Linked DNA regions of Homo sapiens: region 2 is linked to region 1. A link is a loop called in an ENCODE intact Hi-C map of the cell type or tissue named here. Cell type or tissue: chondrocyte. All regions are shown on one strand. Each heading gives the region's core, and the rest is flanking DNA. Links, peaks and the distances in the headings are about the cores only.

Region 1 (2,907 bases), core at 292-2,791:
ATCCGAGCGCCCATTGACAGTACAGCGGGAGGTCCGGAGCCCAGCCCAGTTTGCCGCAAGGACGGCTTCGGGCCACCTCTAGCCCTAAACTTCAAGCGCGGCCCTCACAGGGTCTCACACACAAAAGCAGCCCAGGACAGCCCATCTCGCTAACAGCCCAGCCCCGCCAGTTCAGTCGAAGACTTATTTTTAGTCCCCAAATAGGGGCTGCATTCAATATCTGACAATTCACACAAAACAACATTTTCAAACTTGGTCCGCCTAAGAGACCGTAAATAAAACTCAAAACAAGCTGGCGACTGCCACCTTTTATCTGCTCCGAACACACCAATTCTTTTTATCTTAAAGCTCTGCGGAGCGCCGGGGAAGCAGCCCGGCACCGAGCTAATCTGCCCTCAGCAGCCCCGGGCCGCTCCTCCCGGCATCGGAGCACAACCCCAGCAGCCTTTGCACAAGCCCTTTCCCTTCTCTGCCCGGCCCTTTAAGGGAGAAGGAAGAAAGCAGCTCCCGCGGGAGCGGCCGGGCTCGGGCTGGGTCCCGGGGCGGGTGGCAGCACCGCCCCCTGCCCTGGGCCGAGCCCGGGAGCAGCGGACCGCGGCCCCGGCTGCAGAGGAACGGCGGGTGGCGGGGCCCCGGCAGGGCGCCGAGAAGGACGGAGGGCGCCGGCTGGGCTCAGGGACGCGGGGCGGGGAAGAAACGTGCCGGCGACCGTGCGCTCGGCCGGGTGACTCCCTGGCGAAGTCCGCGCCCGGCGGGGCTGAACTACCCCTCGCCCCCGCTCCCGCCAGGTCAGGCACCACTGCCCTCGCGGCCAGGGTAAAGAGGACCACAGATCAGTCAGCCTTGGATTTCGGATGGGCTTGGAATTCGGTTTGTTTATTCCTGAAAAGATCATTAAAAAGTACTGTCCAAAAACGGGGGGAGGGGGAAGGAAGGGCGACAAGCGGAGGGAGCTGGAGGCAACTCGAGCGGTGTCCCGAAAAAGTTGCGGCGGAGCGGCGGTGGGGTGAGGGTGGGAGGAGGGAGCGCAAGCGTTTTCTAGCGACCCGGGTTTTCTTCATGAACTCCTCCGAGTAAACTTTATCCCGGCGAGAGAGCGGCGGAGATCCTCGACTCCCGCCCGCCCTCAACCAGTGTCAACCCCACAAACAGCCTAAGTTTCCAAACCGAAATGGGGGTGGGGTGGGGGTAGCATTAAGAAGCCCAGAAGCTCAGCGGGTCCTCCCGACCTCCCGCACCCAGAGCCTGGGTGACACTGAAGCGCTCCGAACACTGTGGCGTCTCAGTCACACAGCGAATCAACCCAACACTTTTCAAGAAAACAAAATATTTGCTAGGAAACTTACTTTGCATTTAGTCTCTATTCTTTGGGGGATGCGGTTTAGGTCGGCTCGCAAGGGAAGCCCGTTTTGTCCAGGTTGGATATTGTCTACGTATGGATCAGCCCTTGGATGAGGGTTTATTTTAATTTATGGCTTATGCATTCTTTTAAGGTCGATTTACATGACCTCCGGCTACAACTAAGACAGCCGAGGAGGGCACTCCAGTCGTCAGTCGGCCAAACCCACAATTAAAACAGCCCTCCCCCTAGTCTCGGTGTGACTAGGGCTCTCCCGGGGTAGGCTAGCTGCCTGCCTTTCTCTTTCTCTCTTCTCTCTTTACTTCCCTCTTTTTTCTTTTTTTTTTTTCCTTTATATCTTTCTTTTTTTAGTATCGCGAAATAAGAGGTGGTATCAGTTTTTTAAAAGTTTCAGTGTAACTTTCTCTAAACCCAAGCCTGCGGCGGTAACAAGAGATACAGCGCTCACAAAGCCCTCGGGATGTTGCCCTCTTGTGGGCACGGAGGGCATTACCGCCTAGCGGTCCCATCTGAACCTTCAAAGCCGACACGCATTTGCTTTCACAGAACGAGGAGGGATGACTACACACGCAGCCACAAAAGCTTCCTCTATCACACACTTGAGCGAACTTCAATGAAATACCTACCTCGAACTTCACGGAGACTTACAAATTCATTCTCTAAGCCACCTGACTTCTTTTTCACATCATTCCCAATTATATAGATTAGAATACCAATGCGGGGAGGCGGAGGTGGAGGAGTGAGGTGGGCCGAGAGGGCAGACAGATTTCCGGACGAATACTTAGGATGGCGATAACAGCTTTCTGTTGTCAAAGGTTGCGTTGTGTCCCTGTCCCTGCCCTTTTGCCTTAATGTCCTACGCACAGTTATCTACGGCTACAACATGTGTTTTCTCAGGGTGGATTTTTTGGAGGGGAGGTGAAGGGGAGAAAAACAGACCCCCGCCACGCAGATCTGTCACTCCGGAACAAGGCGCAACTCTCCAAGAGGGGGACGCATCCTCGGGATCAGCGCGTCCACCAGCGAGCGGCGGGCGCCCGGGCCCCTTTCTCTCCCTCCACTCCCCCTCCGCGTCGGCCCCTCGGAGCGCCCTCCTCCCGCTCCTCCTCCTCCTTTCCCCTCCCCAGCCAAGTACGCAAACCCGCCCCGGCCCGGCAGCCGCGGCTCCCGGCCACCCGCGCCCTCTCGGGGCTCCGCTCGCTCGGCTCTCGTCCCTCTGCCTGTCCTGCCCCAGCCCCTCGGTCCCAGCTCACAGAAACTAACCCTGGAGTGCCCGGAAGGGCAGGAGCGGAAGACGCCGGGGGACGGCGGCCCGGCCCTGGGCTCCTGCCCCCTGCCCCCTCCGGCGCCCCAACAGGTAGCTCACAGCGGGCCGCGCGCCCTGGCTCTGCCTCCCTCGCTCTCGAGATCGCTCGCTCCGTCCCGGTTACCTGGGCGGGCTCCAGGATGGTACCGCGCGGGAGGGCTCCTTGTGCGCTGCGCCGCAGGAGTAAATGGCATTAAAGAAAAAGGGAAAGATACAAATAAAAAAAATTAAAAGGAAGGGG
Region 2 (2,907 bases), core at 275-2,774, 1.3 Mb before region 1:
ACAAAGATGCATGTTCTTGTCTGTGAGGGCTGACAAGATGACCATTGTCTGATCACGTTTTTTCAGGATGGCTTTTCTGGGGGGAGAATTCCCCATGGCACAAGGAGAACATTGTGGGCCTGGTTGTCATTTATGAGCCAGTGAAACATGTTAAATTTGTTGGAGTCAAACTCCCTGACCTCTCTTTGGGCCTAGTTTCCCCCTCTGGATGTAGAGCTCTGGGCTACATGATCACCAAGGTATTTTTTTGTCTCTGAAATTTGATCAATTCAGTCCATCATTCTATGGCCATTGATCCTCATGTCTGGCAATAGCATTTTGTTTCAAGTTCTCTTTAGGTTACTATTTTAATACTTTGGGGGGTGTATAGCGGTGTTACAAACCCCTTGAAAATCTGATGAAAGAGTTAAAACCTTTCTCCCTAGAAAAATGCACTGACACAAAACTTGTACTTAAAATTTCCTGAGGTTTGTAACTCCTAAAAGCTAATTTGTGGTCTCTAGAGGTTGAGAAGCCTAATTTTGATTTGTGTCCCGATTTTATTTCTTACTCTGGCATTTACCTGATTTTTAAACTTGCAAGCCATATTAAGTGATTTTTTTTTCATTTTTTTCAACATTTTGTTTTGAAAAATTTCAAAACTACAGAAAAATAGAAAGTTCTGATGGATATTCACATACCCTGTAACTATTAATAGATTCACCAACTGTTACATTTGCCATCTTCTCCTTGTTCTTTTTCTCCTCCTCCTTCTTTTCCCCCCTTCATCCCTCTCTTATCCACCCCCCCACCCCTTATGCCGGAGGCTGGGTCTTTGGAGATGTATGAAACCCAGCCTCTTCCCTTTCCTCTTCACTAATCTTGTGGGATGATAAGACAAAGACGCTGTTAATTGCGTAGAAAGCAAACTTCACCAGTGCCACATTAGAGCCATAATAAGATACTGTGGAGTGAGAGAAGAGAAACATTTCTACTAGAGGCAAGGGTCTGGGGACAGATTGGTAAAAGGAATCACGAAAGGATAGGGTAGCAGTTACCCTATCCTTGAAGAATGGGCACTTTTGGTGTAGGTTATAGTGTGAGCAAAGGCATAGAACTGGCTTGGAGCAGAGTGAATATGAGCAATGACAGATACAGTTCTCCTTTGGACTTGTTTGTATTATTTTTCTATCTGACTGGCCTGATCCTAAATGAATCCATCCCCTACCAAAGCCTTTTAGAAAATATCCCTGAGAGGGCTAGTACTGTGGGTCATTTCTGGAGCCCTTCATCCCTTTATCAATGAAAGAGAAGAGACAGCTTTTTCTGCTCACATGACTCTTGGATAAGGAGCAGGTGATGATTACTATACAACCTGGCCTCCTCTCCCCATCTTATCTCTTCCCCTTCCTGGGATCAGGTAGGGGTTGACCCAATCTTCTCAGCCAGAACTGCCAGCATTGAGTGTTCACCAATTTTGAAATCCATTGAAAAGCAAGGACCACCTGTGATTTTCTGATGAGCCACAAGAGGGGGAAGTGTGAACACAAATGAAAAAGGGGGGAAAAAGAACCCACACAAAAACAAAACCCAGCTGGGAAATGAACAGCTTTTCCGAGGCCCTCATTTCTGATGCAGGCTAGCAGTTTCAATCTGTTACGTTTCTCTGTCTATGTCTCTGTCGCCTCTCTCTGTCACTATTCTTTCTCTGCCCCTCTCTCACTTTGTCTCTTACTTTCCCGCTGGAATTTCTCTGGGAAAAAAATGCAAATTTGTTTTTCTGCCTCTAGGTTCAAAAATCAGTTGCACAATTTCTAGATGGAGGGAGTTAAGGATCTAAGAGGCTTTAAGTTTAATTTGAATATCAGTCAATGGGGAGTTTTTGCAGTTAAGCTCCTCACTCCTCACAAAAACAAAACAGAAAAGCCTAAGTGAAATCAGTGCCGTTTGGCCACATTAATATTAACAGTTAACAATTGTGTAGCCCTCTCCTTGTGCCAGGTGCTGTTCTAAGTGCTTTGCACGCATGAACTCTGTTAATCCTCCTAGCTACCCTCTGGGGTTGGTACTATTATTGTCAGCGTTTTACAGATGAAGAATCCAGGGTACAGAGATGTCAAAGGGCTTGGTCAATATCACACAGCTAGTGTCAGAGCTGGGATTTGAAGAGGGCAGTCTGGGTCGAGACTTTCAGCTCTTAATCTCTCTATAGTAGCTAGATCTTAAAATTAATGAGTGTATAGTGTTCAAAACAAAGGAGGTGATGACCCTAATACAGCCTCCCACAGTCAAATCAGATCTGGTTGTGTTCAACTCATAGGATCATATATTTAAAGAGATAGTTGACATTTGGAGCTGCCCGTATGCAGGTGATGAGGGTAATAGAAATAAGGTCATATTGCAACCATTTGGTTCAAGTGAGGGGGTTTAGTCTGGCAAAAACAAAACAAAAGAACCCGAGAGTGGAGGCCAGAAAAATTGTTCTCAAATATTTGCAGAGACTCTGAGACCTCTCTCTTTCTCTGGAGGTTCAGCAACTTTCTTTCACAGATAGTCCCCTGCCTATGGACACTTCCTGAGCAGGGGGATGCTCTGTGGCTTATTTGGGCCAAGGTTTCCTGATCAGTCCCAAGACTGGCAGGAATTCCATTATCTGGGAAGAAGACTGACCCTCAATCATTTGAGCTTCCTTTGCCTCCCACGGGGTTGTTCAACCAGGGCTTACTTTCCCAGACTGTGGGGTTAGGTCTGCATGTATCAGTGATAAAATGCAATTTGACATGTCCTTATGAGTCACTTCAAACATAATAGGAGTATCTTTTCCTTAAAAATAATGCATATTTAATATAGAAAATTTAGAAATTATAGTAAAGTACAGAAAAAAATATCTTACACTATCCCATCACCCTGAGGAAGCCAGTGGTAACA

The links. Peaks named below come from ENCODE experiments on the same cell type or tissue, not always from the same donor. Only the 100,000 strongest peaks of a DNase experiment are listed, where the experiment ranks them.
Region 2: it touches region 1 in a loop (2.4-fold over the local background); 2 of 110 quality-filtered maps call a loop at or near these places.

What each region holds. Positions count from the first base shown.
Region 1 is chr11:16,604,555-16,607,461 of GRCh38, forward strand. It overlaps a transcript of SOX6 not described here. Among named protein-coding and RNA genes, the nearest start is that of C11orf58, 130 kb to the right of the region's middle. RefSeq lists an enhancer at 2,568-2,907. In chondrocyte, for the core only: a CTCF peak has its summit at 1,819 (motif pointing left); DNase peaks (open chromatin) are centred at 1,856 and 2,443.
Region 2 is chr11:15,275,301-15,278,207 of GRCh38, forward strand. No RefSeq gene overlaps it. Among named protein-coding and RNA genes, the nearest start is that of INSC, 160 kb to the left of the region's middle. In chondrocyte, for the core only: a CTCF peak has its summit at 1,532; no DNase peak of the experiment used is centred there.